3 separate regions of the Homo sapiens genome follow, and all the other regions are linked to region 1. The links are chromatin loops, found by intact Hi-C in ENCODE. Cell type or tissue: heart left ventricle. All regions are shown on one strand.

The links. Hi-C counts contacts between places; a loop is a spot of excess contacts. Peaks named below come from ENCODE experiments on the same cell type or tissue, not always from the same donor. Only the 100,000 strongest peaks of a DNase experiment are listed, where the experiment ranks them.
Region 2: a loop joins it to region 1, with 2.9 times the contacts of the local background. A loop is called at or near these places in 35 of 110 quality-filtered maps.
Region 3: it touches region 1 in a loop (5-fold over the local background); 3 of 110 quality-filtered maps call a loop at or near these places.

The regions. Positions count from the first base shown.
Region 1 is chr2:218,282,360-218,290,359 of GRCh38, forward strand. The region is part of intron 2 of PNKD (PNKD metallo-beta-lactamase domain containing); the gene reads left to right. All of the region lies in intron 1 of TMBIM1 (transmembrane BAX inhibitor motif containing 1), which reads right to left. Among named protein-coding and RNA genes, the nearest start is that of TMBIM1, 6.1 kb to the right of the region's middle. RefSeq lists enhancers at 3,511-4,319, 4,581-4,960, 7,293-7,792. In heart left ventricle, no CTCF peak of the experiment used is centred here; DNase peaks (open chromatin) are centred at 2,157, 3,452, 4,542, 4,962 and 2 weaker places; H3K4me3 peaks cover 3,658 bases; H3K27ac peaks cover 8,000 bases.
Region 2 is chr2:218,571,986-218,579,985 of GRCh38, forward strand. All of the region lies in intron 1 of CNOT9 (CCR4-NOT transcription complex subunit 9), which reads left to right. Among named protein-coding and RNA genes, the nearest start is that of CNOT9, 7.1 kb to the left of the region's middle. RefSeq lists an enhancer at 5,627-6,127. In heart left ventricle, no CTCF peak of the experiment used is centred here; no DNase peak of the experiment used is centred here; H3K27ac peaks cover 1,470 bases.
Region 3 is chr2:219,166,699-219,174,698 of GRCh38, forward strand. SLC23A3 (solute carrier family 23 member 3) reads right to left here and starts at 3,331. Exons shown (of 12, transcript NM_001144889.2): 1 at 3,125-3,331; 2 at 2,823-2,980; 3 at 2,611-2,708; 4 at 2,331-2,404; 5 at 1,954-2,135; 6 at 1,497-1,620; 7 at 1,232-1,346. The coding sequence starts at 3,286. CNPPD1 (cyclin Pas1/PHO80 domain containing 1) reads right to left here. Exons shown (of 8, transcript NM_015680.6): 6 at 7,448-7,509; 7 at 6,652-6,769; 8 at 5,199-6,430. The coding sequence ends at 5,888. RefSeq lists enhancers at 4,618-4,777, 4,828-4,877. In heart left ventricle, a CTCF peak has its summit at 4,632 (motif pointing right); a DNase peak (open chromatin) is centred at 2,013; H3K27ac peaks cover 584 bases.

The sequences.
Region 1 (8,000 bases):
TGTCCCTCCTGCCTTTGCGCCTGCTTCTTGTCCACAGGCCTCTCACTGTGCAGCTCCCCAGCCATAGGAAAGCAGGAGGAAGGATTCGCTGAGGAGAGAGGGAACCAGGGAGCCTGGGAACTCCCTGTTGTGGTTTAAGAAAACCTTCCAGTTTTGGTGGCTTGATGGCAGAACCAGCGAAGAAGCCAGATGGGCCAGGCACAGCCTCCTGGCGACTCACAGGGCCAGCTGGGACCCTCTGAAAGGGTCAGCTCTGCCCCTGCCACAGCTGACGGGGATGCCAGGCCTGGAAGCCAGAGCTGGGTTGGAGCCAAGGCTCAAAGTGGAGAGCCGGGGGAAGAAGTGGAGGAAAACAAGCTAGCCCCAGTGCCAGAGCTGCCAGGCCCCGAGGAGGAAGGGATCCAGGGACCCGGGGGCCAGTGGCAGGCTGAGTCAGGAAGCCTGAGAAGCAGGAGTGGGTGGTACAGGGGCTGGGGGCAGGGAGGCTGTGCCAAAGGGCCAGCTTGAGACAGGACTTTCTGGTTCCTTCAAATAACAGCGGTGGCGTGTCAGAAAGGCATGCGGCAGCCTGCGACCACAGCTGCTCTCTGGCCTTGCTAGGGAAGAGAGAGTGAGTGCACGGCCCCTCGCCCTCCCCCTTACCCCCACCCTGGAGGGGGAGACAGATGTTCTGAATCCCAGGCTCTCTGTGAGTTCTACCTGTCTTCCAGGTGCAGTGCTAGCAGGGAGGACAAAGAGCTGAGGAGTCAGGCCACAAGGTCAAGGGAATGCCTTCCCTGCAGCAGGAAGAGCCCCATAGCCAGGGGAGGGCCAAGAAACCAGGGGGAGGGAACCCCAAACTGGAGTTGGAAGGGACCTCAGGGCCATAAGCCCCAAATGCTCACTTCAGATGAGAGAATGCAGGCCCTGAACAGGGAAGTGATTCCCCAGAACCCCAGAACTCGCAGGTCAGTGGCATAACCAGGACGGAGGCCTTCCAGATCCTGGGTCCAGGTCCTTCATGTTATGCGGTGCTCTTATGCCTCCTCTGCCAGTTACTGTCCTCTGGGCCTGGTGGTCCCCTCTGAGGTAGCAGAGATGCAGGCTTAGGAGGAGCTAAGGAAGCCCCTAGAGGGCCCCTGCATCCCCAGTAAGGACAAGCCCTGGCAGTCTGGGCTCGACAGGGCCACCACCTCTTCTAGAGCATCTACAGGGGGCTTTAGGATCCCCAAGGAGGACACCCCCAGATGCAGGTCAGCAGACACCAGAGGCTCTCAGAGGCTCTGCTGGAAGCAAGAGAGACCAGCGTCTCTTTTTAGGGCACATTGCATAGTTCGGGGATCAAATAAAGGACTGTCTTATCTCTTCTCTTTTATGACAACTGGGATAATTCAGAGAGGGGAAGGTGGCAGGGAGGGTTGAGGAGGGGGAATTGAATAAAAGTCCAGGTCTCTAAGTGGGTTATTTTGAGGAAAGCTGTTCTTCATCTCCCTAGAGGGGCTGGGATAGAACCAGGGCAAGAATGTCAGGTCAGAAATACAAAGCTGGCAGGGTGCGGTAACTCACGCCTGTAATCCCAGCACTTTAGAAGACTGAAGTGGGCAGATCATGAGGTCAGGAGTTCGAGACCAGCCTGGCCAACATAGTGAAAACCTGCTCTACTAAAAATGCAAAAATTAGCCAGGCATGGTGGCATGTACCTGTAGTCCCAGTTACTCAGGAGGCCGAGGCAGGAGAATCACTTGAACCTGGGAGGCAGAGGTTGTGGTGAGCTGAGATCGCGCCACCGTACTCCAGCCTGGGCAACAGAGTGAGACTCCATCTCAAAAGAAAAAAAAAAAAAAGCACTGGCCGGAAAGGCTCTGTGGGCAGAAACCCCAACCGTGATGTCACCATGACGTGTCCCAGCACCTCCTCAGGGTGCACCTCTGTGAAATAAGGTGGGGGCGACACGACCTCTAAGCCCACTGCCCCCTCTAACAACAGACTATGATTCTGGGAACTCGGCTCTGCAGGGCCTGACCTTTGCTCGGCCAGAGAGCTGCCCCTGCTCCCTCCTCTGAGCCAAGCAGGGCAAACAGCTAACTTTCCAGACCAAGGGACTGTGGCAGCCACCGGGTGAAAGGTGCCTCAGAGAGAAGGGTCAGCCTCGGATGGGCCACGGGGACTCCAAGGTTCTGGTGCAGCTCAGCGGGTGCTGACTCAGAGCTTCACTCCTGCCTCTCTTGCCCCTCCCTTTCAGGCTTTTGGTTTCAGAAGCATGTGCTAGTAGGCCTGCCTGCACTGCACACAGCAGTTTCCAGGCCAGTCCTTCGGGTACCTCAGCCACCAGCCCATCCACACCAGAAACTACCATGACCATTTCAACTCACTATGCCTCAGTTTCTTCACCTGGAAAATGGGTCTCACACTAGTAATAGTACCCTCCACGGGGTTGCTATAAAAATTAAGTGAGAAAATACACATAGAAGGCTGGGCACAGTGGCTCACGCCTGTAATCTCAACACTTTGAGAGGCCGAGGCAGGTGGATCACCTGAGATCAGGAGTTCGAGACCAGCCTGGCCAAATGGTGAAACCCCGTCTCTACTAAAAATATAAAAATTAGCTGGGCATGGCAGCAGGCGCCTAGAATCCCAGTTACTCGGGAGGCTGAGGCAGGAGAATCGATTCAACCTGGGAGGCGGAGATTCCAGTGAGCCACAATCGTGCCACTGCACTCCAGCCTGGGTGACAGAGTGAGACTTTGTCTCGAAGAAAATAAAAAAGAAAATACACATAAAGTGCTTAGAATGAAACCCGACCCCTGATCAATGGGGATAAAGGTTGGTTATTTTCATTAAATCCTTACAACAGTCCAGCAAGTTAATACTGTTATTATTATTCCCATTTACAAATGAAGAGATTGAGGCACAGAAGAATTAAATCACTTGGCCAAGATAACCTAGCTAGAGTGTGATGAAGTCAAAATGAGCCCCAAGACTGACTCCCAAGCCCCTGCTCTTAATCCCTAACCTGAAAACACCCTGTCTATCCAACCTTCTCATCACTTCTGCCATAGCTTCCATCTAAAACCCTCTCATGGGTTTTAGCCTCAACAGGAGGCTGACACAAGTGGAAGCCAAACTACTCAGGCCCTCCACACCACCACAGGGCTCACAGCCTGGCCAACGGCCCCAGGAGAAGAGGGTGGCCCAGGCTTGGAGATACATAAAGGTCAGAGCTGGAAAGAAACTCACCCAAGGACAGCCAACCCCTCACTTTACCAACTAGACAGCCACAGCACAGGAACCTGTCCTTGGTTACCGAGCTGGTCCTGGGGACAGGACGAGATCCTAGCTGTCTACATAGAGAGACCTGGGCACAGGAGAGGAAACCCCAGCATTAACGCTAGCCAGGGGAGTTGCTAAACTCAGCCACACTCACCTCTGAGCAGTGCCAAGAACACTGTCAGACTGGCAAGAGCCTCCGGGGACCAGGGCTGCCGGGTTTGGCAGCTTTAGAGCCTGCTCTTGGGCTTCTGCCCAGCCTCCATGAGGGCCCTGGCCACTTCCACATCAGCAAGGCCTCCACTAGGGATGAGGTTTGGGGCTGGCATCTGCCTAGGTAGCAGCAAAGGGGGAAAGGGTCAGTGTTTACTTTCGTAGCTATGTCTAAGGGTGGAGGCTAGAGAAGAATGGAGGGTAAGGGAAGGAGGGAGAAGGGGAGAGAGATCACGAGACTGACACAGAGTGAGGACTAGAAATCAGATCTGGGTTCTGCCAGCAGCTACTAGAGGGGCTCACAGTCTGCAGGGACTTTAAGGTCCCCACTGGAAGCCTGAATTTTCCCAAAATACAGTAGGCATTCACCTTCTGCTTGTTTTTGTTTTTCTTTTTGTTTTGGTAGAAACGGGGTTTCACCATGTTGGCCAGGCTGGCAAACTCCTGGCCTCAAGTGATCCACCCACCGAGGCCTCCCAAAGTGCTGGGATTACAGGCATGAGCCACTGTGTCTGGCCCACCTTCTGCTTGAAGGAACTCCAGCAACATGGAGCAAGCCCCTTGTCTGCAGACAGCTCGATTAGAACATTCTTCCTTGCCTCACAATGCCTGTTATCAAGGCATTCAGACTGTGCCCTATCCTTGCCCATTATAGATCTAAGTTTGCTCCTCTCTCAGGGCCCCAGTCCCCCATTAGGAAGGAACCAGAGCCCCTGCTTTCTACCACAGCAGCGGCACAAGTGGGTGAGCTCAGACAGCAGGACTTGCTGGGTGTCAAGGTTTTCAGATGCAGAGGCGGAAGCACCTCCTCCCCTGGAGCCCTCTCAGTGTGGTAATCCTGCTGTCTGCCTACTGAGGCCCCGGCTGGGGCTCTCCTGGGGGTATTTGAAGGGTTAAGGCTCCGGAATCTGCAGAGGAGGCCTGAGCTACTGGGGTTACAGCAAGAGGAGAGTATGTGTACTGGAGGGAGGGATGGAAAGGAGCAGCTGACTGGTCCAGGCAGCCTGCCCTCCTCCCTGCCAGAGACGGATGCCCAGAGTGGAAAAAAATAGCTCAGAATGCACATCTCAGGAAACCCCACCCAGCAGGCGCAGGAGCACAGCCCAGATCTGACGATTTGTTCCCCTCCCTTTTCCTTTATCTGCCCCCACAAGAAAACACTTTATCCTCCTACCCCAGGGCACAGCTGACCTCATAGCCACGAGAGCAAATGAGTAAAAAGATACACCCAGGAGTGTCTGGGCAAGTCACCAGGCCTGATTCTGCACCAAGGGGGCCCAGAATCAACTAAATATCCTTCCATCAGCCTGGACTTTGGGACTAAGAGGATGAAGCCACAGGGATCTAAACACTAAAATATCAGAGCTGGCTTAGACTTTGGATCTCACCTGGTCATTTGACAGACAAGGAAACCCCAGAGCCAAGAAAGTTCCTGCTCCACCCCAGAACAGCCCTCTTCTTCGTCATGGGTTTGGAACTTCCCTTCCCAGCCCCGCCCACTCTCTGAGTGATAGACACCAGCACACACCCTCTCCCAAGGAGGGGCCAGAACAAGCTACCATTCTCTCAGTTCTCTAGTGACCTCTCAGCTCAGAAACAGTTAAGACCGGGCCGGGTGCAGTGGCTCATGCCTGTAATCCCAGCACTTTGGGAGGCCGAGGCAGGTGGATCACGAGGTCAGGAGATCAAGACCATCGTGGCCAACATGGTCAAACCCCATGTCTACTAAAAAATACAAAAAATTAGCTGGGCGTGATATCCCACACCTGAAGTCCCAGCTACTCGGGAGGCTGAGGCAGGGGGATCGCTCGAACCCGAGAGGCAGAGGTTGCAGTGAGCCAAGAACATGCCATTGCACTCCAGCCTGGGCAACAAGAGTGAAACCCCATCTCAAAAAAAAAGACAGCCAGCCCTCGACTTCTGGCCCCCAACTCGAGGCCACCCCTCCCAGCCCCCTCTCTAGCCAGGGTGGCCTCTCTCTGGACCCATGGAGACCGAGGGGTGGCTCCAAGCTCCCAGGAGGGAGAGGCTGTCCTGGGGATCACGAGAGGACCCAGGCACCGCAGCTCCGCCACCCTTGTCTGGAGCAGAATCCTGTGATCAGAATGGTAATCTCGGGTTACCCCACCCAAGTCAGGATGGCCTGGGAGTACAGATAAGGGAAGAGGAAGCCATTAGCAGGCTGATGCTATAATACTTCTGAGCACAGTCCCTGTTCACTTCCTTCTTTGTTTCATCTCCTGTCTTTTCATTGAACTTCAAGATTAGGAGGGGAAAGAGACAGACAAAGGAGACTGATAACTAACCCCAAAAAAGAACTAGGGAAGGGGCCAGGCATGGCGGCTCACGCCTGTAATCCCAGCACTTTGGGAGGCCAAGGCGGGCGGATCACGAGGTCAGGAGATCGAGACCATCCTGGCTAACATGGTGAAACCCCATCTCTACTAAAAAATACAAAAAATTAGCTGGATGTGGTGGCGGACGCCTGTAGTCCCAGCTACTCGGGAGGCTGAGGCAGAAGAATGGCATGAACCCGGGAGGCGGAGCTTGCAGTGAGTCAAAATGGCGCCACTGCACTCCAGCCTGGGCAACAGAGGGAGACTCTGTCTCAAAAAATAAATAAATAAAATAACTAGGGAAGGAAGGGAACCACTTAGAGTAGTTGAACCACTTCCAGTACTTACTATATAACTAAGGAAGTACAGGTTGAATATCCCTCATTTCCAAAATCCAAAATGCTCCACAATCTAAAACATTTTGAGCACCAAGATGACACTCAAAGGAATGCTCACTGGAGCATTTCTGATTTCGGATTTTCAGATTAGGGACGCTCAACCAGTAAGTATAATATACATAGCCCCAAATCCGAAAAAATCCAAAATCCATGTGCTTCTGCCACTGTAGATGTCTGCCCCCATGGCTATCGTGACTATATGCTCGAGTAGGAGAGTAAAGTGTTTTCTTGGGGGTGGAAGGGAGTTGGGGTGGGTAAAAGAAAAGGGAGGGAAGGAAATTGTCAAAATGGTCCCATTTTGGATAAGAGACACTCAACCTATAGTAACTAAGGCACATCTGATCCTTGCAACAGTGCTGTGAGGTATTCTTACCCTCATCCCACTCTATAGATGAGATAACTGAAATTCAGAAAAAAAGAGATCTAGGGTCCCACAGCAGGCAAACAGCAGAGATGAGTTTAAGCATAGATCTCACACCTGATTTAAAATTCAGCCTCTTTGCTTTTATATCAGGCAGGAGTAGAAGCCCCTGAGGCATCTGTAGCACGCACCTGCGTGAATAGGCAGCACCAGGGTGGGGCCAAGGCAGTAAAGATCAAAACGATAGATAGAAAGGAGCTGAGCAAGCTGTTGTTGCTACCATTATTTCTTTCCCCTGCGGAAAGTTGATCTGAAGCCTGGGTCCTGGGCTAGGAGGTGGGGACCTGAAGTTCTTGTCCTGGCTTTGGGACTCACTCCACTGTGAGAGCCACATCTCTAGACCCAGTTTTAACATCAGTAAGACAATTCCCCTCAAATGAAAGAATGGCCAGGCGCGGTGGCTCATGCCTGTAATCCCAGCACTTTGGGAGGCCGAGCCAGGCGGATCACTTGAGGTCAGGTGTTCGAGACCAGCCTGGCCAACATGGTGAAACCTCGTCTCTACTAAAAATACAAAAATTAGCCGGGCATGGTGGCACATGCCTATAATCCCAGCTTCTCGGGAGGCTGAGGCAGGAGAATCACTTGAACCCAGGAGATGTAGGTTGCAGTGAGCCGAGACCATGCCACTGCACTCCAGCCTGGGCGACAGAAAAAAAAAAAAAAAAAAAAACTGAAAGATCAAAGTCCACTCTGCCAGTTTCTGATTCTGAATGAACAGCCTAACAGGAGGCTTCAGGGCAGAATGGCATGGCTCCCCAAGAACCTACACCAGGGGGTCACTACTGATGTGCAACTGTTTCCAAGGACATCTTCAGAGGCAGAAGTACATGGCATGTTCTCAGTATGGGGCTGTCCACACCCTCCCAAACTGTCCCCATAATGCTGTCTGGACCCTACGGCCAGCTCTTCCTGGGTGATCAGTTACGCCCGAGCTAAACAGTATATAACACTCTAGGAAAGAAAGAGTAGGAGGCAGGAAGTCCACTGACCTGGGTTCATGAACTAGCTGCAGGAATCCAGGCAAATGACCTCCCCTGGCCTCCTTTTATCCCTAAATCAGCCCACGTGGGGGAAAGGAGTAGGGACTTGTTTATGGGAGCCACAGTGGAGAAACAGAATCACCTAGCCAGGCATTTCCCAGACTGTTCTAAAGAACACGCCCCAGGAGACGTTAATGAATGAGTGCTGGAAACAGATGACTCTTGAGAAACAATCCACACCCCCTTCTTGGAAATTCACAATGGCATATTCTGCCCCTGAGAAGTCCTGCAGTAAGCAACCCTGTTCAGCTTTGTTTAACCCAGTGTTCCTTCAAACTCCCTTAAGCCTGAGCCACTTTTATCGAGGCAAACCTATTAACACCCTGTGGGATGCTGACCCAGG
Region 2 (8,000 bases), 290 kb after region 1:
ACAGAAGTACCACACAGGATTATTCTAAAGATTAAGTAAGAATAACAAAATGCGGCCGGGTACTGTGGCTCATGCCTGTAATCCCAGCACTTTGGGAGGCCAAGGCGGATAGATCACCTGAGGTCAAGAGTTCCAGACCAGCCTGGCCAACGTGGTGAAACCTCATCTCTACTAAAAATACAAAAATTAGCTGGGCATGGTGGCAGGCGCCTGTAATCCCAGCTACTCAGGAGGCTGAGGCGGGAGAATCACTTGAACCCAGGATGTGGAGGTTGCAGTGAGCCAAAATCGTGCCATTGCACTTCAGCCTGGGAGACAAGAGCAAGACTCCATCTTTAAAAAAAAATGAAAGAAAGAATAACAAAATGCTCAGTGGTTGGCTAGATTCACTCACTGATATGTGACTTGTTCCCAGACTTCAGCTTTGGGAATTTAATTCCCAAATTAAAGGCTCACACACCTATAATCCCAGCACTTTGGGAGGCCAAGGCAGGAGGATCACTTGAGGCCGGGAGTTCAAGACCAGCCTTGGCAACACAGTAGGAACCTATCTCTACAAAAAATGTTTAAAAATTTTCCAGGCTGCAGTGAGCCATGATCATGCTACCGCACTTCAGCTTAGGCGACATAGTGAGACCCTGTCTCAAAGGAAAAAGAAAACTACAAATCTTTGCATGCCATAGGTATTCTGTAATGGATGTTATGCTTGTGAAACAACCGGAGGTAAGCCTTTAGGGGATGTGTTTTTGTTTTGTTTTGTTTTTAATTTCCCACTGATTTCCACTGACAATTCTAGCATCCCTAAACACTTGTCTTTCTCTCACTTTCCGCCTAACCAGCAGCATCATTAGTTATTTTACATCTTTTTATTGAAGCTGTCATGGACTGCCAGATGCCTTCCTTTTTGGCAAGTAGAAAGAACACTGCACTCTAAAGGATTTAATTCACTTTCTCCTCCCGAGTCTCCTGATGAAGCTTTAGGCAAATTGCCTAACTTATCTTTCCTTATTCACTTTCATTTTTTAAAAGTTATTTTGAAAAAATACATTCTGGGCCGGGCATGGTGGCTCATGCCTGTAATCCCAGCACTTTGGGAGGCTGAGGCAGGTGGATCATAAGGTCAGGAGTTCGAGACCAGCCTGGCCAACGTAGTGAAACCCCGTCTTTGCTAAAAATAGAAAAATTAGCCTGGCGTCATGGCATGCGCTTGTAATCCCAGCTACTTGGGAGGCTGAGGCAGGACAATCGCTTGAACCTGGGAGGCGCAGGTTATAGTGAGCTGAGATTGTGCCATTGCACTCGAGCCTGGGCAACAAGAGCGAAACTCCATCTTAAAAAAAAAAAAAAAAAAAAGATACATTCTGGCTCTTATAAAATTATGAAGGTAAGCTAATTTAGTACTTCCAGCACTATTAGAAAGTTCATTTTCTTGGAATACCATGCTGACACCCAAATCCACGTGTTGATCTCCAGACTTGGGAAAATAATCTCTATTTCAGTCTGATTCCATTCTTTATGTATTGGCAGGAAAATAAACAGCTATTTTGGCCCTTAAACATAAAGTTACATTGATAATTTGGCTATTTTCTGTTTAAGAAACCATCAGCATCAATTTTTTAGTTTACTCAGAGAAGGAAATCATTTTCTTTACCATTTATAGATAAATGTCATGTTTTATTTAAAATAATTTATAAACATCTTTATACTTTTCACATTATGTGTTAAAATCTTTCAGAAATAGAAGACCAACTTAAACTGTCAGTACCCTGTGTGACACTTGGAGTTAACCATTGGTAACTTACTTTGGTAAATACCTTATCTGTATGTTAAGCTTTCTTGGGGAAAAAAGGTGTCATTTGAAATACATTTTCCATATACAAATCATTAAACAGAAAAGGAGGGAGAGTTACCACCTAAATTTTGATAATATGAAAGTTTTTTAACACACTTATTAAAAGAACAGGACTGTTGACTTTATTTTTTTATTTTATTTTATGTTTTTGAGACAGGATCTCGCTTTGTTACCCAGGCTGGAGTGCAGTGGTGTGATCTTGGCTCACCGCAACCTCGACCTTCTGGGTTCAGTCGATTCTCCCACCTCAGCCTCTTGAGTAGCTGGGATTACAGGCAAACGACACCACACCAGGCTAATTTTTGTATTTTTAGTAGGGGCAGGGTTTCACTGTGTTGAAACTCCTGACCTCAAGTGATCCACCAGCCTCAGCCTCCCAAAGTGCTGGGATTACAGGTGTGAACCTGTCTCTGTGCCTGGCCAGGACTGTTGACTTTAGCAGGTTACAATTAATAATCTACGGTAATGTACTATAGAGCTTTTTTCTATTCTTGGAAGTGTTAAGGATAACTCATAATCTAAATCAGATTTCTCATGATGATTCTATGTGTCCAGGTATGTAATTGAGCTCACTGTGTATCCAAATCCAGCTGTTAATGAGTTCTGTGCTAAGGGAATATTAAATTTAAGAAAGTTTTTTTGGGTTCTTAAGAGTAATTTCTTCAACTTGGAGGAGTATTTGTGCTTTCTATCCTTGAGACCAGATAGAACTCATCGATTCTAGAGAGAAGTAGAGTTTCAGTCTCATTCTGCTGTACACTGGCTGTGTGACCTTGAGCACATTAAACCTCTATTAACCTGTTTCCTCTTAGAATTTTGAGAATAAAATGATGTAATCCACAGTGCCTGAAACATGGTATGCTCAATAAATATTACTGCATATTAATAATTTCTGGAAAAGGCAGACCTAATCTATAGTAGCAGAAAACACCCATGATTGCCTCAGGCTGAGTATGGGGTTTACTGAAAAGGGCATTAAAGAACTTTTTGGGGTGAATGGATCTATATCTTCATTATGGTAGCAGTTACTTAGGTGTATAAATTTCTCAAAAATCTATTGAAGCGTACACTTAAAATGAGTTCACTTTTATTGTATGCAAATTATACGTCAAAGTTTTTTTTTTAAAAAAAGAGCCTCTTAGATTAGACTCTCACAACTAAGAACTAAATAATTTCTAAGATTTTAGAGTTGCCTGAGACTGACAATTATTTAATATAGTTCCTTCACTTTAACAATGAGAAAATTGAGGTTTGGAAAGTTAAATGACTTATCCTAGGTCACACAATTCTAGAAAGAGCAAAACTGGATTTTGAAGTCACTTCAGGCTCCCACGCCAGTGTGTGTTCCAATTATATACACATGTAGTTCCTTGCAAATTGAGGTCTTTCCTGTTCTTCAATTTGATAAACAGATTCTTAATCCTGGGTACATGGATACATTGCAGGAACTCTGTGAACTCCTTAAAATTATGTGTAGGTTTTCGTGTTTTTGCAGTTGTGTATTTTTCTGAGTAAAAGATCCACAATTTTCTTTTTTCTTTTCTTTTTTCTTTTTTTTTTTTTTTTTGAGATGAGTCTTGCTCTGTAGCTCAGGCTGGAGTACAGTGGCTCAGGCTGGAGTACAGTGGTGCAATCTCCGCTCACTGCAAGCTCCGCTTCCCGGGTTCACGCCATTCTGCCTCAGCCTCCCAAGTAGCTGGGACTACAGGTGCCTGCCACCACACCTGGCTAATTTTTTTGTAGTTTTAGTAGAGATGGGATTTCACCATGTTAGCCAGGATGGTCTCACACTCCTGACCTTGTGATCCTCCCACCTCGGCCTCCCAAAGTGCTGGGATTACAGGCGTGAGCCACCGTGCCGGACTTCATTTGATTCTTAAAGGGTCTGGGCCTCAAAAAATGTCAACCTCTGCTCTCTTGGTTGGTATCCTGCAATTATTATTAATGCTTCAAATAAGGTAATTTCCAGTAGAGAAGTCATAGATTAATTTGCTTGCCTGTCAGTGAGCAATGTGTGCTACTAGATTGAGTTCCATATCAGCCACAGCCTTAGAAATGTATTAGTAAATTAAAAATTCAAAGAGTTGTAGCATCTGAACTAGGAATCATTAGAGGTGATCGTTACAGAGTGGCATGAGGAGTAAATCTGCCTGTTGTCTGCCCATGGTTTCATCGATTGTTAAATGAGGTTAATAACCACCATGTTGTGATCATTAAATGAAACCATGTTTTTAAAAAAAGGTGGTACAACAGAACTAACTCTTCCCTCACCTGCCGTACCCCTTCTTCTACTGCCCGCCTCCTTTTAAAAAGATGTCAATTACAGATTCTTTTTGTGAAAGATGGGCCTAAATAACTCTTGGGATATGGAAGGAGAGTAAGATACATTTTGAGTTTTGGTGTTTTATTTAGGAATGTCCAAAATATTTTATCAATCATCTGGTTATATAAATTAATATATAACTCAAAATATAAGAATATTTCCTTTTTATTCTCCAAAACAATGAAATTCCTATATGTGTGTTACAAAATTGCTTGTTATATGTCCATGTGTGTGTTGGTGGTTCTCACTAAGTAAATTATGCCCCATCTGATCCATAATGTGACACAGGGAACTATGTGAAACTATTGTACTGACTTCTCTCTGAAAACAATACCTATTAAGTGCTTTGTAATCTCAATAAGTAGAGAATTTCTCCTAACATCAATGCTACTGTTCATAGTACTGAGTGTTCTTTCAGATTTTGTTGAACTACCACCAATAACATTTTACTTTTTGTCTGAGATTTTTATGTATTAACTATATTGTCTAGGTCAAAGAATATAATTTATTAGGAAGTCATTTTTAGGCTGAGCACAGTCGCTTATACCTGCAATTCCAGCACTTTGGGAAGCTAAGGCAGGCAGATCACTTCAGGTCAGGAGTTTGAGATCAGCCTGGCCAACGTGGGAAGGTCCCATCTCTGCTAAAAATACAAAAATTAGCTGGGCATGTGGCATATGCCTGTAGTCCCAGCTACCGGGGAGGCTGAGGCAGAAGAACCGCTTGAACCTGGGAGGCGGAGGTTGCAGTAAGCTGAGATCACACCACTGCACTCCAGCCTGGGAGACAGAGTGAGGCTCCATCTCAAAAAAAAAAAAAAAGTCATCTTTAGATCAGATTTTGTCTTTCAGGCAGATGAGAAGCAGCATTAGCAAAGCGGTTAAAAGTGTGGGCTCTGTTGCTAGAACACCTGGGTACAAATCCTAGCTTGCCATTTAAATTTTACATAACTTCTCTGTGCCTCAGATTTTCCTTATCTATAAAATGAGAGTGCTGGTAAATATAAGTATTTAGGACAGTGCCTGGCAGAGTAAGCACTGTATGTTTTAAGCTCTCATTTTTATTTTTAAAAAATTGTATTCATCCCATGACAGGTGGGTATTCAGTTGGTGTAACTTACTGCTGTTATTAAATTGGGGGTGAAATGCAACAGGGATGATGAAAAGGAGGATCCCCACCCTAGATATTTCCTGGCACCAAACTGCCCTCCTTTTGGCTAGAATGACAGCAGAACCCATAACACCAAGCTAGTGCCCATGGGGGCCACATTACCACCCACCTGACATGGTTCTAGCTCTCTTAGAATCAAAATCACATGGAGGCTGCAGCCCCCACAAATAATCTCACAAATTGGAGTATTGCTAGCAGCAGGTGTCCATGGCTTTAGGAACCCGTGTACGCACCAGGCATTGGCCTTTCAGAGTGCCTACACCACTGCCAGCAGGGCCATCTTCTCTGTGGGCATCAGGCCAGCTCCAGAAAGAGAATATGTAGGGATGGGGCCTGGTGTTCAGGAGGCATGGTATGCAAACCAGTGGTTACCAGGGCAAGATGGGGTACAAGGTGCCAACTGCAAGTCACACACTGGCTCCAGTAGGGATGATGGAGTTTACTGATGGTGGTATCTGTATGACAAGACTTTGGGGAAGGTCAGCTGGAATGGGTACTGATTAATCAGGAAAGGTACTATATTGCCAGACCAGTATCTGTGAGGCCCCCTTTGGTTACTGGATTGTGGGGTCATCCAAGAGACTGGGCAGGAAACCTAACACTAAAATTTTATCCTGTGTTTCTGCTGAGCGTCTAAGGTGATGTAATATTCTAAATAAACACATACCCTATCTTCAGGTAGGAATTACATTTCCAAAAATAGTTTTTAAGTTGAGGGCCTGTTTGTGGCTGCCTAGAAAGGGCAAGTGCCTGAACAACACTGCTTTTGCTGTTGGGAAAGGAGGAAAAAAGCTACCATATTCCTTCTATCATATTGTTGCTTTAAGAGCCTATGATTGATTCCTTGAGGACCATCCCTGAAGGGAGTTACAAAACAGCTTTTAGCAGATTACTGTAAGGCACTTAAAGCTTAAGCTGCATTGTATTTCAGTCTATTTAGCAGAACAACTTGTGGTTCTTTCTGTCAGGCTAGTGAAATAGTAAAAATAAAGCTAAAAACTTACAATGAAGCTTCCATTTTTAAAAGGCCATTATTCAGATTGGGTAGAGTAAATTTGAATCCACTTCAAAGTCTATTTTATGCTTCTGATCTTCAACAAAGGCAGTTCTTTGTGTTCTTTGTCTTTACATCTGTACAATGGGTAGGTCATCATTCTGTCAAGCTAAGATCTTTTGGGAACTTATAAGTACTGTGAGAAACTGTAATATAGTTCAAAAAAGTACGGGAATATGCAACTTCATACCTTCATACCTGGTTAAATTGAGTGAGTTAATTCCTCTGAACATTAGTGATCTCATCTGCAAGTGTAGATAGCCTTCCCCCCCGCCTCCCGCTCCTTCTTTTATTTCTCATGGTTGGGGGCAATTACCTGAGAACATATTGGGCATAGAGATGGAAATCACCAGGAATTTGTTAGCAGTTTAGAGCTTAGGGGTAGCAATTATCATTTTTCTAGTCTCCCATCTTGTTTTCCAGATAAGAATAATTAAGGAACTTAACCAAGGTCACAAACATATTTGATGACTATAGAGAATTATAAAATATTCAAATTTGGGGGGAATATTGTGATTCTTTAGCATAATAATGAAAGCATGCCCTATTAAGTATGTATTTCCTACATGAGTAAGTAATGAATGGTTCTCAAAGGGATGTAGTTAGAGAATATACTGAAGAATCATTAAGAGGGAGAGCTTTTCCAAATTACAGGTTTTCTGCTCAGTTGAGGGGGGATGTCAGAATCACTGGGGAGGGACCAGTATTGGGAAGGCATAATTTTTTTTCCTCTCAAAAACTATTATATGCATATGGTTTTTTAAAAAAAGTTTATGCAAAAGGTTTTAGTGTAAACAATGAAAAGTAAGTCTCCCTGTAAATCCCCAACCTTAGAGGTAACTACAGTTAACAGTTCTTTATGTGTCCTTCTAGAAATGTTATATGTAAATGTGTAAGAATGTATATGTATTTTTTATTTTTATATGTGTGTATATTAATGGAAACATTTTATATGCTCTTCTGTAACCCTTTTATTGTTTTTACTTAGTATCAATATACAGTATATAGAGAGCTGCTTCTTTTTTTAAAGGACTACATAGTATCACATTATAAAGCTGCACCAATATTTAACCAGTCTCTTAGTGAGAGATACTTGTTTGTTTTCTGCATTTTTGTTTTTGAGACGGAGTCTCACACTGTCACCCAGGCTGGAGTGCAGTGGCGCGATCTCGGCTCACTGCAACCTCCGCCTCCTGGGTTCACACCATTCTCCTGCCTCAGCCTCCAGAGTAGCTGGGACTACAGGCGCCTGCCACCACGCCCAGCTAATTTTTTGTATTTTTAGTAGAGACACCAGTTTCACCGTGTTAGCCAGGATGGTCTCAATCTCCTGACTTCATGATCCACCTGCCTTGGCCTCCCAAAGTGCTGGGATTACAGGCATGAGCCACCACGCCTGGCCCAGTTTTCTGCATTTATTTATTTATTTATTTATTTGTTTGTTTGTTTATTGAGACAGAGTCTCACTCTGTCGCCCAAGCTGGAGTGCAATGGTGCAATCTCAGCTCACTATAACTTCCACCTCCCATGCTCAAGCGATTCTAGTGCCTCAGCCTCCTGAGTAGCTGGGACTACAGGCATGCACCACCACACCTGGCTTT
Region 3 (8,000 bases), 880 kb after region 1:
TAATTTTTTTATGTTTTGTAGAGTGGAGTCTTGCTTTATTACCCAGGCTGCTCTCGAAATCCTTGCCTCAAGCAGTCTTCCTGCTTCTGCCTCCCAAAGTGCTGGGATTATAGGTGTGAGCCACTGTGCCTGGCCTCCATTATAAGCTCTTAGGACACAATGTATCTCCCTTTGGTTACACTTCCCACAATGGCAATTTTATATTTCCTCGGGTGACTCTTTAATTAGTATCTGTATTCCCCAATAGACTGTAAGCTCCCTGAAGGCAAGTACTGTTTCTGTCATGTTCATCACTATGTCCTCTACCATGTGCCTAGCACATAATCAGCAGTCAACAGATCCTTATTAAATTAATGAACAACCAGCCTGGACAACATGGCGAAATCCCGTCTCTACAAAACAACACAAAAATTAGCCAGGCATGGTGGTGCACGCTTGTAATCCCAGCTACTTGTGGGGCTGAGGCACAAGGATAGCTTGAGCCAAGGAGGTTGAGGCTGCAGTGAGCCATGTTTGCATCAATGCTCTCAGCCTGGGTAACACAGCAAGACCCTGTCCCAAAAAGTAAATTAAATAAATAAATAAATTGAAGAATGAGCAAATTTCACATACAATGCCTCAAAAGCAATCTTTATACATAGGTTGCCAAGTCAAATGCCCATAGGGGCTGGTAACATAAATGTGTTCATTGGGTAAGGAGTATTGGTAGTGAGTATCGGGGGTTACAGAAACAACAGATGTCTGTCTCCTAACACTGACCCAAATAAAACACCTGCAGTGGGATGGGGCACAGTGGCTCATGCCTGTAATCCCAGCATTTAATCAAGCAGATCACTTGAGCCCAGGAGTTTGAGACCAGCCTGGGCAACATGGTGAAACCCTGTCTCTACAAAAAAAAAAAAAAAAAAAAAAGCACACCTGTAGTCCCAGCTACTCCGGAGGCTTAGGTGGGAGGATCACCTGGGCCTGGGAGGTTGAGGTTGCGTGAGCCATGATCACGCCATGCACTCCACCCTGTATGACAGAGTGAGACCCTGTCTCAAACAAACAAACAAAAAAACACCTACAGTGAGGGGCTAGCATTGTCTGTCTCTCAGACTGATAATTTCTCTCTCCTATATGTTTTCAAAAAACACAGGATTTAACTCAGAAATAAAATCCATTAAGTTCTTTGAGTTCAAATAGATACCTTTATTTGAACAAGAGAATGGAGGACTAGGAGAAAACCTACCTGGGTGAGGCAGCCAAATCCATGGTGCCTTGGTGGGGGCAGACAGTTCCTGGGGGATAACACTGAATCCCACAAAGGCAGAAACAATCCACACACAGGCCACTGGGATCAGCACCTGAGGGGCGAGACTGAGAAAAGAACTCCTCCCCCAGAACCTTCTGAGCCAGCCTTGCAGGGGTAGACAGAAGCCAAAAGGTAGGGGATGGAGTGAGCACTCCAGGCCAGCCCTTCTGACCTCTACTGCCCTGCCCAGACCCACACATACCGAAAGGAGCCGGAAGACAGGGAGAGGAGTGTGAGTTGATGACGTTGAAGCTCGCCTCCAGGGGCACACATGAAACTGGCAGGAGCCCAGGTGCTGAGAACAGACCACCATGAGCAGGATAACCCTAGGAGACAGAAGGCTTTAGGAGCAAGAGGCAGTGGGTATCCTGAGGGATGGGAAAGGAGGTGGGAGTGGGCAGAATATCATAAGAGCGGGGGGTGATACCAGAGAAGGAAACTCCCATGGAAGGAATAGGAAGTGACCTTGGGGGACAGCAGAAAACAGTGTGAAATTCAAGGAGACCAGATGAATCAAGGAAAAGTCTTGGATTCCAAATATAAAATATGTCCCTATTCCAGTCGCTGCTGAATCTGATAGGACCAGCAGTTCTGCCCTCCCCTAGTCCCCCCATACACCCCCACTGGGCACCATCCCACGCCTCTCAGGACTCACGTACAGCAAGGCCAACCCCCAGTGTGTGAAGCAGAACTGGGCTACCTCCCTGTGGGCAGAGAGCCCTGCCACAACCAGGCTGGGAGCCAGCACCAGGGGCCCACAGTGGGGGAACACGTGGCCGGGACTCCCCAGCAGCCCCATCATGCCCTGCAGCAGCCCAGATACTACCACTGCCCCGGACACCTGGTAGAAGAGAGGAGAGGATGGAGAGAAAACATTCTGCTCAATCAAACTGGCCTCAGCCTGGTCTTCCTAATTCTAAGTATGGGTTCCTCCCAAAACTCCTTTCCAGGAGCATCTCAGTCTGTGCATAATGGAAACAAGAGCCCCCCCCAAGCCTGGCACCACCCTTATCCCTTCTCACCTCCAGATACCCACCTCCTGGAGAGAAGTGTTCCAGTGCCCCAGGCCATGGCAGCTAGGTCCCCTACAAAGGTGCAGCATGAGGGAGGCTAGGAAAAGTTTGGGGCATGGAGAAGAGAAGGGTGAATGGAATGGAGACCCATTGCTCTACAGTCCCACTCCTGGCACAGGTCCAAGCCCCCTATAGTGTCACAGTCTCACCACTGCCCAATCTCAATTCTGCACCCACCTACACCTGCATGCTCAGATGAGAACCCAGCCCCACCCTTACCCCTTGCCCTTGCTCTGTGCTCACAGTTTCCAGGTGTCTGGATGGCCCGGGGTAGCTTCTGGCTGGTCAGCACCAGAGCAGGGATAAGGAACTCTAAGGATGGAGCCTGGACAAGAGGCAGCCTGTAGGAACAGCAGCCCCAGCAGGTCTGGGACTATGTGGCAGCCAGCAAGGCTCCCCCAAACCTCTCCTACCCTCCAGGACTCTGCCCCTCTCTCCAGGGAGGTTCCTCTCACCTGCTGCCCATCCAAGTTTGCAGGATGGTAGACATACCACATGAAAAGAAGCTGGAGGCCAGGAGCTGAGAAGGGGAGTAAGAGAGTCCTCCTGGGGAGAGACTGCAAAGCAGGAGCAGGTGGGAGACACAGAGCAGAGAAGCCATGACCAAGACATGCTGCAGGTGGAGGAATGGGGAGGGCAGTCTTCAGAGAAGTGGAAATACCTACAATACTTCCAGAGGCTTTCACATGCCACATCTACACCTACTTCCCCACACACACCATCAGGCAGCACCAACTCCTGCACCTCTGCCTCCTACCTGCAGAGCCAGAAGACAGCTGAGGCCCCAAGGCAGAGATCCACACAAAGGGTCCCAAGAGTGGGTGGAGGGATTCTGGGGAGCAGGTGGAGGCAAGGGGGCCAGGGCATCCTGGGAGCCCACTGATCGGAGTTGGCTGGGATTGAGGGGTGATCGGCTCATGCTGCCTTGCCTTTCGCTTTGTCTTGGCTGCCCGGGACCAGAGTTAAGTAGAGAGAGTAAGAGGTCAGAGTTTGGGTGAAGCCTGGGGTGGGGAGAAGGTGGGGAGAGGGTGGGGGTGTCAATGAAGCGGAGCAAAGGTATAAGGAATTTGGGGCAGGGCACCACCCTTTCACCTTTGCCCAGCTGTTGTGCAAATTCCATCAGCCATTAACTGGGGAGCTGAGTTCTGGGGCCCTCCCCCGAGAATCTTCTTCCAGATTTCCTGCCCCTAGACCAGGCTGTAGAAAGTAGGATAGGAGGGGTGGGGAGGAGAGGAGCTCTTCAAAATAATATGGGGAAATTTTGCAGACTTTATTCCCTCCCATTTAAAACTATCACTATTTGATCCACAGTCCTCACCCCTTTCAGAACCAAGGCCCCTGGACTACTTCAAAATGAAACTTGTGGGCTCAGTATGGTGGCTCATGCCTGTAATCACACCACTTTGGGAGGCCGAACTGGGTGTATCACTTGAGGTGAGGAGTTCAAGACCAGCCTGGCAACATGGTGAAACCATCTCTACTAAAAATACAAAACTTAGCTGGATGTGGTGGCACATCCCTGTAATCCCACCTACTCGGGAGGCTGAGGCACAAGAATTGCTCGAACCCAGAAGGCGGAGGTTGTAGTGAGCTGAGACCGTGCCACTGCACTCCAGCCTGGGTGACAGAGTGAGACTGTGTCAAAAAAAAAAAGAAAAAAGAAAAAAAGAAACTTGTGGACAATATATCCTACATCACATGTGACAACCACAACTACCTGAAACATGCTCACTGTAAAGAATAAAATTTATAATAACATGTATTTCATTACGTGAAGGCTTAAGCACAACTAAACCAGAAGACAATAAAGTACAATGAAGTAGTCCAATCCCACACCCTATGAGAATTGCTGTGGTTGCAATAGCTGCAATGCCAGCTGATATTGGTGCTTTATCGGTGACTCTGATGTTGGTAACCCGATTTTCAAAATGGCAAACAAACTCTTGGTTAAGGTGCCAAGCAAAATAAAGTCGTCTTAATTTACATGGGAATGAATTCCTAGCAAACTGAGTCTTTTCAAAACGCACAAACGCTATTTCACGTTTACATGTGCAAAGACAGTTCTAGGCTCAGATAAACAGGGTTTTCATATACATAAAGCTGGTCATTCAAAAGTTGTCTTGGGAATTCTTCACAGTACGGGAGGTCTGAGCATTTCATGATGTCTAGCATCCCGCCCAGGTTGACGAAATGCCAGTAGCACCCCATCCCCTTGAATCCTTTTGACAATGAAAAAATAGCCCATAAATTTCCAAAATGCCCCCTAGGGGGCAGAACCACTTCTTCCGTGAAGTATCCTCAGCAGTCCCAAATACCCTCAGCCAAGCTGCCCAGACTGTTTTCCTTCCTCCAGTGATGACCCAGCCTTGGAGTTCTTCAAGTTCTTGGAATTGTTAAGCACCATGTGACCATCACCATGTGTCAGACCAGTGAGGAGGTCAGGAGAGAGAAGCGTCCTCGTGGCTTGCCCTCAGGAGCTCACAAGGCTCTGCTGGTTACAAGGCCTGGCCCCTCTCCACGAGATGTGCTTTGGGATCCACAAGGAGAGTGCTTACCCAGAACAAGTGACAGACAAGGCCAACTCAGGGACAGGACAGTCACCATGTGTGTCCCATGGCATCCCAAGTTGAGCAGTGCTAGGGCCCAGGGTCCTGGGAGCAGGAACAAAGTTGGAAATGGAAGCCTATGCCTATCAAACGATAGGAAAGTCCTGAGATGAGGCTGAGAAAACAGTTTGTGAGATGACAGGATCAGGAAGCAGGGAGGCTTGGAAGGCAGATACAGGGAGGAAAAATCTTCAAGGGCTGCCGCAGAAGGAAAAGTCCAGGCCATGCAACTGAAACTGTTTATTGAAACCTCAGTTCTACAAAAGCGTGAAAAACCCTGATACAAAGCAGTGGCCAGAGAGGCCTGGGAAGAGAATACCTGGGAGAAGAACCAGAAGAGAGGGAAACCTAGGAGCAGGACACTAAGAGAAGACTGGAAGACAAAAGATCAGGGTTGAAGGTCCCAGCAGTCCTTGGCTCCATTAGACTAAAGCTAAGGAATGGGAGTGAAAAGGGTTCCCTGCCTCACCCAGCAGCTCCCACCTGAACCCATCAGTCCCCGGCTCTTCTGCCTCAGGGACATCACACAGGCCCATGCCAACATTTCCTTTCTCCTCTCACCCCACTTCCCTTATCTCCCACCTATACTCTTCCATCCTAGGGAAATCAAAAGTAAAAGTCTAAAAAATCCCAGGGAGGCAGAGAGGGGCTTCTATGTCCATCTGGGACATGTCCCTGGTCACCAAGCGGAAGCTCTCCCTGGCGGCATCACTGTCCTGGCCAAGCAGCCAGCCACTGCGATCTAGGAGTGAATTACCTTCAGTCCTTCTGCCCCACCACCCCATAAGCTCCCACCCAGGAGGACAGGGGACCTGCCAAGGACCCAGCGAGGCAGACAGGATCTGAATCAAGCTTTGCTCCTCCAGGTTCTCAGAAACTCCCAAACCCTCTTAATGCATTCCTCACAGCCCTACCTAGCCTGGGAAAACGAAAGACTTGAGGCGAGCCAGCTCCATGACACTGAAAAGGGAACATTGCTGAGGCTGAGGAAGTGAAAGGAGCACCGGGCTCCAAGGCCAGGGGGGAGCCAGGCCATAGGTATGGTACCAGGGGCTGGACAGCGCAGTGGGGACTGTACGGTTGGGGTGGAGGCAGGCATGGCAGGTTGGGGAGTCTCTCTGGAGCTTCTGGCAAAGGTGGCAGTTATGAAGAAGAGTGGGAGGGGCAGGGGGGTCTGGGGGAGGCAATGGTGGAGGAGTCAGTGAGGCCAGAAGACTGCCCCAGAGTGACCGCAGCCCCATGCTGCCTTCCAGGCAGCTGGAGACATTAGCGAGAGACGGCAGGCATTGTGGCACAGAAGGTATGCAGGGCTCCAGGAGGCAACGGGAGGTCAGTCCAAGGTCAGGCGGCCCAGGTGTAGGGATGCAGGACAGCCCCAAAGACTGATGTATTACGGCCACCGATGCCACAGCCAGGGCCACACTGCTCACATATGCCACAGCTAACAGGCAAGACAGCTGCAGGAGAGGAGATAAGAAAGAAGGAATCTGTCTTTAACACATTCACCCCTTGTCTCTAGAAATCTGTGTTCCAGTTGGAGGTCTCTATAGCCATTTACACCCCACTCTGCCCATCTATTCCCAACCCCATCTCCTGGGCTTTTCAGCAATCACTTCACACCATCCCACCCTACACACCGGCCTGCTCAAGCTCCCTATCCTTCCGAGCCCCTCCTCACCTTTACCAGCCGCTGGCAGAGGGAGCCCAGGGCCAACTGCCAGGTCGGCTGCTCCAGCAGCACACACAGGTCTGTGTAGGTGTACCAGCCTCGCCACCGTCCCTGCTGCTCAGCCACACTGGGGGAAGTGGAGAAATGACAAGAGTATGCAACTGTCCTGCAGCCAGCCCAGTGGCACCCTCATACCACTCAGGACCCACCAGGAAACACTGGGAAGCCTGTTAAACCCAGATTCCTAGGCTATCTGCTGATCTAGAAACTAAGGGTGAGACCAAGACCTATATTTTATTTATTTTTATTTATTTATTTTGTTAAGACAGGATCTTGCTGTCTCCCAGGCTGGAGTGCAGTAGTGCAATCATAGCTCACTGCAGACTCAACATCCTGGACTCAAATGATCCTCTTGTCTCAGCCTCCTGAGTAGCTGGGATTATGGGTGTACACCACTGCATCTGGCTAGTATTTTTTTCTGGTAGGGTCAGGCATCTTGCTATATTGCCCAGGCTGGTCTCGAACTCCTGGACCCAAGTAATCCTCCAGCCTCACCCTCCCAGAGTGCTAGGATTATAGACATAACTACCATACCCACCCAATACATGTATTTTAAATAAGCTGCTTCTCACCTTCCCAAAGGTGATGAAGAAGAGGACAGATGGGTCTGGGAACCACTATCTGGGCAATTCTCTTTCTTGTCTCCTCCCTCCCCCAGTTACACAGACTCTCATCTCTAGCTCCTATGGCTGAGGACTCAGCCCCCAAATCCCTCGAGCCCTTCTTCCCAACTCCTAGAACCTACCAGCTCTCCAACCAGCTCAGCACCTCAAAGATCTCCCGAGGGTCAGTGTAGAGATGCCAATCCTGTGAGTACGGAGAGTGGACATCAAACCAGACTTGGATGAGCCACAGTCATTTAATAATAAGAGCCATAGCAGCAACTACAACCGCCCCTATGGCTAATGCATATTTGGCACTTACCATGTGCCAGATACTGTCTCAAAAGTTTTTACACATTAACTCATTGAATCACCACCTGCCTGGTTTCACATTATACTCTCCACTAAGCAAGAGGGGAGAAAATGACCCTGAGAATGGTCTGTGTCCACAGGGAGCTAAACATCTAGGGGCAGAGAAAGTATGGACACAAATATTCAGAACCCAATAGGATAAACTCTGACTCAGAGTGTACCCTGTGGGGCCCTGGAGGAATAGAGGAGGCGAGGAAATGTTCTGCTCTTGGCCTTACTGCTCTACGAATCTCCAAAAACTGGTTAGTACTGAAGAGATAGGAAAGGAAGACACTAACACAAAGGCAGGAGGAGGACAGGAAGAGAAATGACGAACCAACAGAA